Linked DNA regions of Mus musculus: region 2 is linked to region 1. Evidence: chromatin contacts called from ENCODE Hi-C or POLR2A ChIA-PET data. All regions are on one chromosome and are shown on one strand. The core of a region is the stretch at or near the end of the contact, and the rest is flanking DNA. Distances in the headings are between cores, read along the strand shown. Region 1 holds the start of 4930471E19Rik (a long non-coding RNA gene). Region 2 holds the start of Hmga2 (high mobility group AT-hook 2).

Region 1 (6,366 bases), core at 2,049-4,548:
AATTTATACTGACTGGCTGATAAACCACGGGAAAGCATCGAACAGAATTTTATTTCATTCACGCAGGAAGTAAAGGCAAGAAAGCCTCGTGTCTATTTCTTTTTACGTATTAGGAAATTAGGACTCAGAGAGGTTAGAACTTAGTCCAAATTTGCACACAGGGCTCTTATTTAAAGCCAAGAATACTAGTGTCTCTGAATGGGACTCCTAATTTGGGTATGAGTGCCCTGACCATTTATTGAAAAACAAAGGCGCTTCTTTCTCCATTCCTAGCCTGTGTGGATTTATAGAGCCACTGCGAGTGAAAACAGGACTTATTTTCCCAAGCATCCAGCTGTTCTCCATTGCCTAATGCAGCAAGTCTCCGGCTCTCAAGCGATACTGGTCATTTTCCCATTCCTAGAAAAAGACAGTAGTCATTTCTTAAACCAGTGTTCTTTTTCCTCAGCCTTTCATCCCGACCATCAGCTATGAGGGTCACTGGGGCTGTTTAATACTGCCGTGAGTAACGCTAACCAGGGTTTCTAAGACTCTGGACAGCCACAGCTCCAGATCATAAGTTTAAAATAGTGGTCGAGATCCTTTCAACTCCAGCACGAGCTCACAGCTCCTATTAGGGTTCAGTGTCCTTTCCCTGTGTGGTGACTTGAAGTTCCTAGCCCAAGGTCAAGCATGGAGGGGAATTTAGCAGAGCATCCAGCTAGTTGCATATTGTGTACAGGATGCACTTTGCTCTGGACCACCTCTGGGCTTCGTGCAAGTAGTAACCTTGTTTCCATCTCTTCCTTCTTCTGTCTTCAAATGTGACCATTTGTATTCTTCAAATGGTTTTGATACTTTGATAGATCCCCTAGCTAGTATGTGTGTATTCTTTTAATCTCCCCTGTTGCTACCCCCGTACCTGAATGCTGTGGGTATTAGCACAATTCCCTCAAAACCCTCCCCCTCCCAACCCCAACCCCCTCCTTGCCTCCGTATTTCTGAGTTTCCAACACAGTTTAAAATAATGCTTACTGGATAGGACTGTGGTGAGTTTTAAGTGAGTTCATACAGAAACTCCCCAGGATAGGGTAAGCAGTTAACAGATAATATTCAGGAGCATTTCCCAACCAGCTTACAGTTCTGGAAACTGACGTTCATATGGTGTTACAACCAGGACAATCGTAATCCAGACCCAACCATGTCTCCAGGGTCTAAAATGTTCTCTGCCACTAGGCCCCACCACCTCCATGTTCTATTCTCATTCAAACGCGCCACCCTCTCAAATGGCCATCCTCATTTGTGGCCCAAGAATACCCTCTAAATGAGAGGCCACATTGACAACCCCCTCCCCCCATCGACAGTGCAGAGCTGCACATTTAAGACAGAATCTGTCTGCAGGTAATTTCAAATATATGAGATATGATATTCTTGTGTCAGTTGCCTTAACAATTGGTGATATCCTGTGCCAACAATTTGCCATTATCTACTTGCCCTGGGAGACTGGGGGGGAATCCCTGCAGGAAAGTCCTACCTGTGGTGAAGATTCTTAACACCACAAAGATACAAGACAAACTCAGCCAGGGCAAAAGGTCCTTGGGTCAAACTCAGCAGAAAACAAGGCCAAATTTCCAGGAGCCCTCACTAAGGCGTATCCCTTAAGATGGGTCCATTTCTATGGCAATAAGTTCTGACAGCAAATAGGAAAGAGGGGGTTGTCAGGGAGCCCCCCCCCCCACAGGACTTGGTGCCTAGGTGCTTGACTGTGGGCCTTTCACACAGACCCTACCCAGCACTTACCGAGATTCCAGCCTGGAGACTCCTTTCTCTATTCCTTTTGGTACTCTGAGCACAGGTGTTCAGTCTGAACCAATCCTTATGCAGTTGACACACCATGGCGTTCTTCTCGGTTGTGGCAAATGCTAGGCACAAGGCCGAAGCTCCTTTTCATTGATTCAGAGGGGGGTTAGAAAGAGATAAACATTCACACCAGTGAGTTAGAAAGAGATAAACATTCACACCAGTGGGTTAGAAAGAGATAAACTTTCACACCAGTGGATTTTTTTTTTTTTTTTTTTTTTGTGGCTAGAAATAATACAGATGAGCCCTACCCAGTGAGCCAGAGACCAAGCCCAGGCCACCTCCCTGAGCAAGACTGCTCCTGGACTTAAGTAAGGTCAGTTCACCCTGCCAGCCCAAGGGCTGGAACTGCGGGGCTTCTCTCCTGAGTCTAAAGCTCACCAAACTACTCTGTACATTTCGGAATCACTGTTGGTGATTTGCAATCCTGTTAGTTGGTGTCATATACATACATACATACATACATACATACATACATACATACATGTGTGTAGATAGATAGATCAAAAGATATAGATATGTATCTTTCTGCATATATGCTCATCCTACTGGATCTGTTTCTCTAGACCCTGATCCCCTGCCCCGCCCCCCCAGGCCCAGTTTTCCCAGGTATCAGCCAAGGCTTGCATGTTGCTTTTGCAAGAATAGCAGCAACCTTGAGAGAAGTCTCCCTCTGCCCCACCAGTTGACTCTTTCCTGCACATCACAGACTTTTATGCTAGTAGAAGTCACGTGGTCGTTAAACCAGGGAGCAGCCGAGCCCACAAACAATCATGAAGTTGAAGAAAAAACACAGGAGAAGAACTTATGTCGGAGTTGAGGCAGCTGGCACAGGCCCCAGATTCCTGGCTTTTCTGAAGTAAGGGACATTCAGTGAAGACTCAGGAGTGTCATGGCTAATTGAGGAGACTGGAAAAGGCCAGAAACTCTGCCATTCCTTAGAGGAAGATGCGGACTTGATTTCCTGTATCCCTAGAGTTAGGCTGGTACCTGTTTAGTGTCACTAATAGGCTATAGCCAGTGTGACATTGTGGATGTTCTAGAAAGGTGCTCTAAGAGGCAGGATACTTTTGTTTTTCTCCTCTTAGGACCCTTGAATAGCTAGCTATGTGATGATGTGTGAGAGCCCAGGTGGAGAAACAGATAGGGGTTGGGGGAGACCTGCCAGTCACAATAGCGTCAGCTGTCCCAGATGTGGTGACATACTGCTAAGTAAAGCCACCGTGTCTTAGCTAGAAGTCGGCCTCAGAGGAAGCTCTGGGTAAAGACAAGGACATTGGAGGAGTGTCCTGCAGGACCCCACCCAGATAACGGAACCATGACCAAACAATACACCGAGGTGGCACAAAGCCAGTAACTGTGGACATCCGACTTCACAGCGGTAGATAACCATTACAGCCTGGCAGCTGGGGCAGACGAAGCACAGTGGCTTCCCTGTAATGATGGAGCCCAGAGTGAGAGGCAGGAGGAGAGCGACATCTGAGCAGAGGCATCAGGGCTGCTCGAATCTTCTCCTGCCAGTTTTCCACTGTTTCGCAACGCTGATGTGTGTCACCTCGCAGCGAAAACAATCTGTACCCTTCCGAGTTAGGCACTGCCCCTGAGTCTCTTCCAGACCTCGTCAGACCTCAAACCAAGGTCTGTGAGCAGGGGAGATCCCAGACACAGTGAGTCATGTTTGTCTTCTGTGTGCTGAAGGCCTGGCACAGACTTAGATCACCACTGACCTGTGGTCTGCAGCTTGTTTCTTCACCGGGAGCCAAAACACAGTGCATAGCCTCATCTCCAGCCAAGTTCTCAACACGGGCCCGGGTGTCTAGGTGCGGGTGCCAAATGTGCCTGCGATGAATCCAGCAATGTAATAATAATTACCCCACAGCCAGTCTGGCTGATTTTCTGGACAGCACCGTTGAGCTCCTTAATTATAGCAGTTAAATCTAGACACGCATATTCAGGCACTGAATACTTAATTTATAGCATAAGGAGAGAGAATCCACCCACCCATTCACTTAACAACACGGGTGCACCACTTTGCCGGTCACAGATATATCAGAAGCCATGCTTCCTGCACCCTGAGATTGCTTTTGCCGTCTCTCCCAAGAGGCAGGAATCAAAGGCACTGCGGTCAAGGTAACAAATGAATGACTAGTGTAACAGAGACGAAGAAGGTGAGATGAGAGTTGAACAGAGGGAGACACCACGGCTGGCCAAGGGAAACAGAGCCTGGAAAGATTTCTTAAAAGTGTCATTTGTCACCTCCCCACTCCAAGTTTAAAAGCTGCACACGGTTATTAGCTATATGACCCTGTGCAAATCATAAATTTTCTTACATCTTAGTTTGCTTATCTTTGAAAGGGGATGGTTTGGGCTAACTGATCTCAAAGGTGCTTTCTGTTCCAAGGGCCTGGAATACATGATTTTTTAATGAGAAGACCCAGCAAAATGTATAGCCATCCATCCTTTCTACAACCAGAGTAACTTTTTAAATCTAAAGAAGATAATGTCTCCCATGGCTTAAACCCCTTCCGTGGCTGCATTTACAACCTCTCCTGATGATTTGTGCTCACAAGCACGGGGGAAGGGAGGGTGGGGGGCTGCCTGTGCTCTCAGCACCCCTGACTCCATGTCCTCCTCTGGCCTGCACCCATTCACCCAGAGGCCTCTCTCCCTTCAATGAATATAGGATTTGTGATTTTTCAGGATAGTTGTGCTCCAGTCCCCGTCCCCGTTCCCTTGCCCCACCACTCTCTCTGAGCCAGGCAGCTTGGAAGTGGAGAACAGTACCTCCCAGGAGTCCTGGCAGGGCCAACAGCTGCCAGAGAGCAGGGAAGGGGAGTCTGGGCTCCTCCGCTGCTCCACGCTGACTTCCAGATTCATCTCTTGACTTGTCCCCACACTTCCAACCTTGGTTTTCTGAGACTAAGTGCCTTCAGTTGCTGAGATTTTTTTTAAGGGGGGGTGTGTGTTGATAGTGTAACTTGACTGCAGTAGTGTTCAATGTTCTTAGTTGGATCAGCCAAGCCTTCCACCTTTTATCATGTGAAATTGCATTCACTCTTTGAGACTGCAACCTTCTCCCTATCCCTTCCCTACCTGCCCTTCCCTTCCTCTCTCCTTCCCTCCCTTCCTCTCCCCTCCCTCCTCTCTCCTCCCCTGCCCTCTTCTCTTCTCCCACCCTCTTGGGCCTCTTTTTCCCCTCCACTTTCCTTCCCTACTCCCCTCCCCTCCCTTCCCCTCCTGGCCACTCACCTCTTCTCCTCTCCCCTCCCCTCCTCTCTTCTCCCACACTCTTGTCCCCCCTTTCTCTTCCCACTTCCCTCTCCTCCCCTTCTGGCCCCTCCCCTCCCCTCCCCTCCCCTCTCCTCCCCTCCCCTCTCCTCCCCTCCCCTCTCCTCCCCTCCCCTCCCCTCCTCCCCTCTCTTCTTTTTCTCCCTTCCTTCTTCTTTCCACCCATTCTCTTTGTCTTTATCACTGCACAGTTAACTCCTTTTGTTCCCTGTTGGAAAGGGTTTGCGCAGAGGCCTGGATTAAAGAGTGCCTCATCTCTCCCTGTTTAAATGCTGTGAATCTGGCTTTATCTTTAGGCTTCCCCTCCTTGTTTAGGTCTTAGTTAAAGTAAGAGATAGATTCCAGTGCCGGTCCTGAGCCTGAAGAGTCCCTCCAGAAGTGTCAACTACAGCGCCCTGTTGGCTTCCTTCTGGCTGTTTGCTGTAATGTTCAGTTCTGACCTTCCTTAGCAGCTCAGTGGTTTTAAATAAATACCTTGAATATCAACGTGTCTGGTACCTTGTATGAGTCTGCTGCTCACACTACAGTGCACACACAGGGGAGGCAGGGACTGTGTCTGTATTTTCTCATCAATGAATGCTGAGTGCCTAGCACACAGATGACTTCATTTTAGACAAATGCTTGAGAATTCCTTCTAATGAGTGTAGGCATGAGAGCCAAACCTTAATCTCCATTAGCTGAGAAGTGCTGCGGGAGACCAGGCTGAAAAGAAAAATAAGAGACAAAGATCAGCAAATCAGAGGAGGCTTCGGATGTGGGGACCACACACACACACAGACCGCATCCTCCGTGTACCAACTCCAGAACTATATGACCTTCCAGATGAATTACAAAACAGTGGGGAGCAGAGGTAATGACTCTACATCCACTGGTGAAGCTGCTGTGAGATTATAGTGAGTGCACACAGGTAGAGCTGAGGGCAGGGTCTAGCACTCTGTGTTGATAATGGTATGTCAAATACCTGTTTGTTGCTTTAAGCCTCTGGGGCTATTCAGGAATATGTGTTGCACAGAATAACTAAATTCAATGTAGAACTTCTAGCCAATCTTGGAACTGGTAGAAATCTTATAAAGCAAGCAATCCAAAATCTCACTCATTTTCTTTTCTTGTGGGTATCAGACCTGTGGACCACATTTCAGTGCCCTGGGCAGCGGCTCCCTCCGATTTTTCTGGGGTGTTTGTTTGTCTGCTTGCTTGCTCATTTATCTACTGCTATAACAAACTCCATATAGAAACTCA
Region 2 (6,366 bases), core at 2,004-4,503, 160 kb before region 1:
GATAACATTGGAAGAACTTGACATGAGAATTCTCACCTTCTGGGCTGCTTTAGAGGGGCTCTTGTTTTTGCTGCCTTTGGGTCTTCCTCTGGGTCTCTTAGGAGAGGGCTCACAGGTTGGCTCCTGATTGTAAAGAGGAGAGAAAAGCTGTTGTGGCTAGAGCGGCTGAAAGAACTTCACCCTGACTCTGGCTGTGCTCTCTGCCTGGACTGCTTCACCAACCTGCTGGAAGTCATTCGAGAAGGATGGTGGTACAGCCTTGACAAAAGGGGACACAGAGCCGTAGTTTGAACACCAGTGTTTAAGGAGGAAGCTACTCTACATGTGAAAACTGGATTATATTTCAAAATCAAAAGGATGGCAAGCCCCGGGTCAAGCTGCACAGTCTAGAAAAGCACATGTTTTTAAAGGTACAAAGTAGAATCTACATAATAAACATTTTATATGACTACTGCTACGTATTTCTAAACAACAAAAATTGTCATAAATAGATGGAAAGATAGGAGAGAGAGAGAGAGAGAGAGAGAGAGAGAGAGAGAGAGAGAGAAAGCATGGGCTGCAGTCACCTCTATGTGCCTGTGTTCCAGGTGGTTTAGGATTCAACCCACACAGTCTGAGTGAAATATTGGAGCGATTATCCAAACTCTTCAGCTCAGAATAATTCCACACCCCCTAAAATTTCCAAATAATTATGGTAAATCTGAGGTGGAAGGTTTTGCTTGAATTATCTAGATAATTGCTTCAATTCTCCACTTCCTTTTGGAGAGACAGGCATGATCTTCAGTCGAAATTTAAATATCTTTTTACAAAAATAAACATGTTGTCCTCAAACCTTTTTTTAAAGAGACTTTTGGGCGGGAGGGGGGGGGTGGACTGGAAAGAAAAACGGGGTAGTGGGGAGAAAAATCCAAGTATCTGGGAAAGAGAAATTGAAACAGCCACGAGGTCACCAGGTATATTAACGTTTGACTTTATTGGGTGCTAGGCTAAGTAGCCAATACTCAGGCAATTAAGAAAAAGCGATAGATTTGCCGCGGACGCTGAACGTCTCTCCGGTGAATCATCTACTCTCGTTTCATTCAGATTGGGTGCTTAAACGAGACTAATTACAACTCCGGAGCGTTCTCCGTGGAAGTTCGCAAGCTAGAGAGCGGGGGAGGGGGAGAGCGGAGGGGGGTGCTTAGAAACTTCCATTGGACACCAGCGCCAGTGGGCACTTAGAGCAAACACATCGGAAACACATTTTTCTTTGTGAACTCGGCCTTCACTCAAAGGTAAAAACTCCCAGCCGCCTCCGGATCTCAATGCGTTTTCCTTTAGCCTTTGGGGGAGGGGTGCGATTAGTAGGATTCAGAAAACCTGGGTGGCTGGTGGGAAGCAAGGGGGTAGAGCGGAGACTTCCTGGGAGGTGTAAAACGGGATCCCAAAGCACTGTAAAGTGTCGCTAAGGGCAGAGCGGGAAATCTCGGCGGCCTCTAGATTAGTTTGTTTCCTTTGATGATTTCCCAAAAGGTACACTCCTTGTTTTTCTAAAACACACCAACAAACTTTCTTCGATTTCCCACCTAGCTCTACGGGGGCAATTTAGGACTATTTTCTAATCCGCCTATTGGCCCGAGGGAAGCGATTTAAAGCAAAAGAAAAAATGGGAAGTTTTTGGTTTTTTTTAAAGGCCGGGAAGGGAGTTTTACTGTTCTCAATAGACGCGTCCTTAGGCTTGGAAATTGCTGCGAACGTCCCAACCCCCTGCCCGCCCGCCCGCCCGCCCCCGGCCCTGGGCGCTGCGCACAACTCTGCAACAGCCGGCTTGCACTCTTAATTGGTTGCATCCGCAGACAAAACCCTCCATTCCGCGGGGTCCTGGGTGCCCCTCGACCGTCCCTTCCCAGCCCCCAGCCACTCGCCCAAGAGGAAGCTAAAACTTGGGCTGCTCAGAGGAGCGGGATCGAGGAGCCAAAGAGGGACCCGACTCCTGGCGGGGAAGCGACCCTGGCTACCGTGCACTTTCCTTCCAGAGCTCCCTGGGCGAAGCGCGTTTCCCGGGCCCGCGGGGGCCTGGGATCCTCCGGGATCCTTTCCCCGCCAGCCCCGGCGGCTGTAGCAGCTCGGCAGGCATTTAAATATCCTCGGGAGGAGCACCAGGCGGGCAGTCGGCTCCGCACGCGTTCTTTGTCGGGAGGGCGCGAGCCTTGGGCCATGGAGTGTGGGGAGGGCACCGAGGGGGCGGCCGCGGCGCATCAGCCTCCTACGGGAAGGCGGCCCCGAGAAGCCGGAGAAAGCCGCGGGTCTAAGAGCTTCGGACTCGCAGTCCTGCCCCTCCTGAACTCCCCAGTCCCCCCAGTCGCCAAAGCGGCTGACAAAGCGACGCTTTTATTCTTTGGGACCCCCGAGGCTCGATGCCCCCCCCCCGAGCCACGCCGCGCCGCTCCGGGGCTGCGCACAATAGCGAAAGTCCCTGTCCACGATTCGCGCGACCCCACCTCCACCGGGTGGCTACGGCTCGCCGCGGGACCCCAGCTCTTGGAGCCGGGGAGCGCGGGTACCCGGAGAGACTGCGCCGCGCACTCTCCAGGGGAACTCGGTCTCCCGCCCCACCTACACCCGGGTGGCAGGCGGGCTAGCTTGCGCTGCCGTAGCCGCTGCGCTCCCGCGCTCCGGTCGCCCGGCGTGTCGCGGGGCCCCGGGGGCAGAGGCGTCGCGGGTGGGCTGAGTGGCCCCTCCGCGTCGGCGTACTGACTTGCTGCTGCTTCCTGGGTCGGCCGCGTCCTCGCTTCTGTGGCACCGGGGCGGCAGGTTGTCCCTGGGCTGATGTGGACGGCTGCCCGGCGCCCTCACCGCGTGCGCTCATCCTGCCTCCCGCCGCCGCTACCACTGCCTCTACCGGTACCGCCGCTGCAGCCGCTCGGCCTCCGCCGCCCCGAATCCGCCCAGCACCTTTCGGGAGACGGGATGTAGAGAGCTGGAGAGGGCAAGAGCGGCGAGAGCAGGCGAGCTGGCGAGTGCGCCGGGGACTACTGCTGCTGCTTAGGCTGCCGCCGCTGCCACCATCAACACCGGACGTCCAGCGGCTGCCAAAAAGAGAGAGGGGAGGAGGAAGAGAGGAGGAGGAGAGGAGGAGGAGGAAAGGAGGAGGCGCTGCGGGCAGTGGGTGGCGGAGGTAGAGGTGGAGGTAGGGAGAGGAGGCGGGAAGCGAAGGAGAGGGAAGAGTTGGAGGCGGAGAGGGTTGCTCTCTCCGCAAAGGCTCGGGAGTTGCGGGTACTGGGACGCTCGGCAGCGGCTTGGAGAGGGAAGAGACTTGGAGTGAATTGTGTCCCTTGAAATGTTAGGCGGGGAAAGAATTCCGCCTCCTCTCCCCCACCCCAGAGGGAGAGAGAGGGAGGGGGGCGGGAAGGAGAGACAGAGACGCAGAGAGCCAGAGAGAGACACAGAGAAGAGGGACAGAGACAGAAACTCAGAGAGAGACAGAGACAAAGAGACAGAACGGGACAGAGATAGAGACTGACTAGTGCGGTCAGAAACCGAGGAGAGAGTGGAAGTTTCTGCCAGGATCCGGTAGGGCGCCCAGCTCAGCTCTAGCAAGGAACAGAGCAGTGGGTGGCACCGCGCCTCCTCGGGTGGCGGGGTCAGGCGGCGGCACTGCACAGATGCAGAGGGACAAGCTGCTGGCCTCTGCGCTCTGCACCCGGAGCCCAAGTTTTGCCCGTGCTGCAAGTTTTCAGAGTTCCTGCCCGGGATTCAAGAGGGATGAGTGTGTGCGTGCGTGTGCGTGTGTGTACACGCGCGCTCGCACTTGCGGAGGGGGTGGCGGGAACGGGGAGTGCCCACCTCTGATCGTGGGCGGATAAAGGGGAGGGGGCTGCAGGAGAAGCAAGAGGAGGGGGCAGGCCAGGCGGACAGCCGAGCCCAGGCGCCTGGCCGCGGGCCAGAGGCAGCGTTCGAAACACAACTGCCTCGAAGGCGGCGGCGCCCGGTTGCCACCCGGAGCCCCGGCTCACGTGCTCCCGCCAGCAGTGGGGTTAAAAAGACAGGGCCTAGGCTCTCCTGCCGGATCGCCGCTGGAGGCCACCCCTGAGCGGCTGTCCTAGGAAGGCGAAAGAAAATGACTATCTCAGAGTCACCCTGGAGAGCTTGGCTTCTACCTGTGCTTCCACCGAGGGTTGCCCGAAGTTTCCGGAAGCATTCAGGGTCAACCGCCGCTGTCTACTATTTCAGCCCCGGGAAAAGAGCGACCAAGGAGTCGGAGCGCCCCTTGCGACCCCCCCCCCCCCCCCGCTCCACTGAGAAATGCCCTCACCCCAGAGTGCACGGGCCGGCGCACAAACAAGCGTGCACAAAGATACACGGGCCCACGCGTGTGATCGCAGACAAGCTTGCACGAAAATTCATGTGTGCGCGCACACACACTTCACTGGCAAGCAGGCATGCAAACAAACCCGTGCTTAAGCACACACTACCAGACACACGATGGTGCCAGTAAGCACATTCGCAACAAAAGCACACACTTGCACACTATACACAGGAACACCGAGTGTGCCAGCTCCTTTATCGAGGTCCCCTCCCCCAGGACTGACTCCTGGAGCAGGCGCTGCACCCCCGTGCTGGGACGCCCATAACTCTATGGGATATTACCGATCACTTATCCTTCCACCGCACCAATTGCCTGAAGTTTGCCTTCATTTTAACCTTCTCCCTCAGAATTCCTTTCTGCCAAGTCCTAATTTTATAGCCTGGGCTGTTTCTAAGTTATGTGAACACCATCGTGGCCACAGTCAACTTTTTTGAAAGGCGTAAAACGTTCTAAAAGGCACCTCTTTCTCATCCTTGAATAACACAAATCTGAAAGGGGGAAGAAAGAAAATCTTAGGGTCAGATTTTCCCACATCGCACCCAAAATTGTGTTGGACTGACTCCAGAATAAAAATGTTCACCCAGTGAAGTTTTTTTTTTTTTTTCTTACAAAGATACGGAACACCGTGGAATAAAAACGCCTTCTTTACAGCCCTAACGCCGGGATCTAGGCTCTGCCAGGTTCCGTTGTACTTGAGGCACGTGTAAATGTCTGCTTGGGCGCGACTGTGCTGATTGGTCAGCGTTGCCGTTTTAAATCCGTTTCCAGCTGCCCTTTGCAGAGTTGGGACACTTCTCTGTACATAGAGTGCTCTGCAGGAACCGAGGGCTGGCGTTGAGTCTGGGAACGCTTAGCTCTGATGGAGAGGAAGAGACCCCCATACCTCCAGATGGAGCCCAGCAAATGAATACCGAGGGAGGGGTCTAACAGGAACCTAAGGTTTTGTCAGGGCTTGGCTGAAAGATGGTATCTTCATCAAAGGGACTGAAATTTCACATTCTCACGAGTGCACTGACATTTCCTAGCTGAGGAGTTTGCACATTTCCTCTGTGTGTGTGTGTGTGTGTGTGTGTGTGTGTGTGTGTGTGTGTGTGTGTGTGTGAGAGAGAGAGAGAGAGAGAGAGAGAGAGAGAGAGAGATTGTACATTTACTCTTTGATGCGTGCATTTTACACATGCGCATAATATGGGCTTCTGTTTTGATTCTTGTTTGATTGGCCAGAGGGACAGACTAAGTTCTAGGAAATGGATTTAAGCAAAAGTCACCCAGGATTTCAGTCAGCTAATTTTATGCTGAGAATCACATTATCTCCCTAGATTTGTATTTGTTTGTTTGTTTAAGGTACAAATGCTAGCAAGCATGAGATTCCAACCCCGGGTCGGGGTGGGTGGTGGCAGTGGAGAGCTTTGAACTGTTTTGTTGTTGTTGTTGTTGTTGTTGTTGTTGTTGTTGTGTGTATGTGCATGTGTGCTGGTTTTGGGTTTTTTGCTTGGTTGGTTGGTTGTGTCTTTTGGTTTTTGTTTTGTTTTTCACAATAACCTAGAATCTAAGAGAATCACATTTTTAAAAAGGGAAATCCAGCCAATTGTTTTCATTCCATTTTGTTCTCAGATTTGAGCTCTTTTGAGTTTATAGAAACCAGGATATAAACAAGTTTTTCCTTCCATTTTATCAAGTTAGCCTTATACATTGTTATTCTTTGATGCCTATAATCCTTTTAAGTTACTGTATAGTTTTGTTTTGGGTTTTTTTTTTTTCAGGCAAAGCATAAAACTTTGTTTTTATTTTTTAAATTATCAAGATTTTTATTATTGAGGTGCTATCTTTATATACCAGTCTTTTAATTAAGCTCAATGGCTATATTTTTTTTTGTCTTAAGGAAACATTTTTTTTTCTCACTCACATTTGAGAAGTTGAATCCCCAAATTTAGGTTTCTCAATCCTTTATTCACTTCCCTCTCTCTGTAGCATTCATTCCAGGTTGAGCTTTTCTGCGTGAAATCCCTTTCTCCTTCACC

What was found. Hi-C counts contacts between places; a loop is a spot of excess contacts on that map. ChIA-PET counts read pairs that join two places held with the same protein, here RNA polymerase II (POLR2A).
Region 2: POLR2A ChIA-PET joins it to region 1 with 12 read pairs in Patski. The contact joins the promoter of Hmga2 here to the promoter of 4930471E19Rik in region 1. A Hi-C loop is called at or near these places in 1 of 37 maps with a recorded cell type or tissue (Patski). POLR2A ChIA-PET finds 5 or more read pairs at or near these places in 2 of 5 experiments (Patski and embryonic stem cell).

The regions. Positions count from the first base shown.
Region 1 is chr10:120,632,809-120,639,174 of GRCm38, forward strand. It overlaps 4930471E19Rik (a long non-coding RNA gene), which reads right to left and starts at 3,299. Exons shown (of 2, transcript XR_003948971.1): 1 at 1,780-3,299; 2 at 323-399.
Region 2 is chr10:120,473,216-120,479,581 of GRCm38, forward strand. It overlaps Hmga2 (high mobility group AT-hook 2), which reads right to left and starts at 3,254. Exons shown (of 5, transcript NM_010441.3): 1 at 2,738-3,254; 2 at 37-123. The coding sequence starts at 2,848.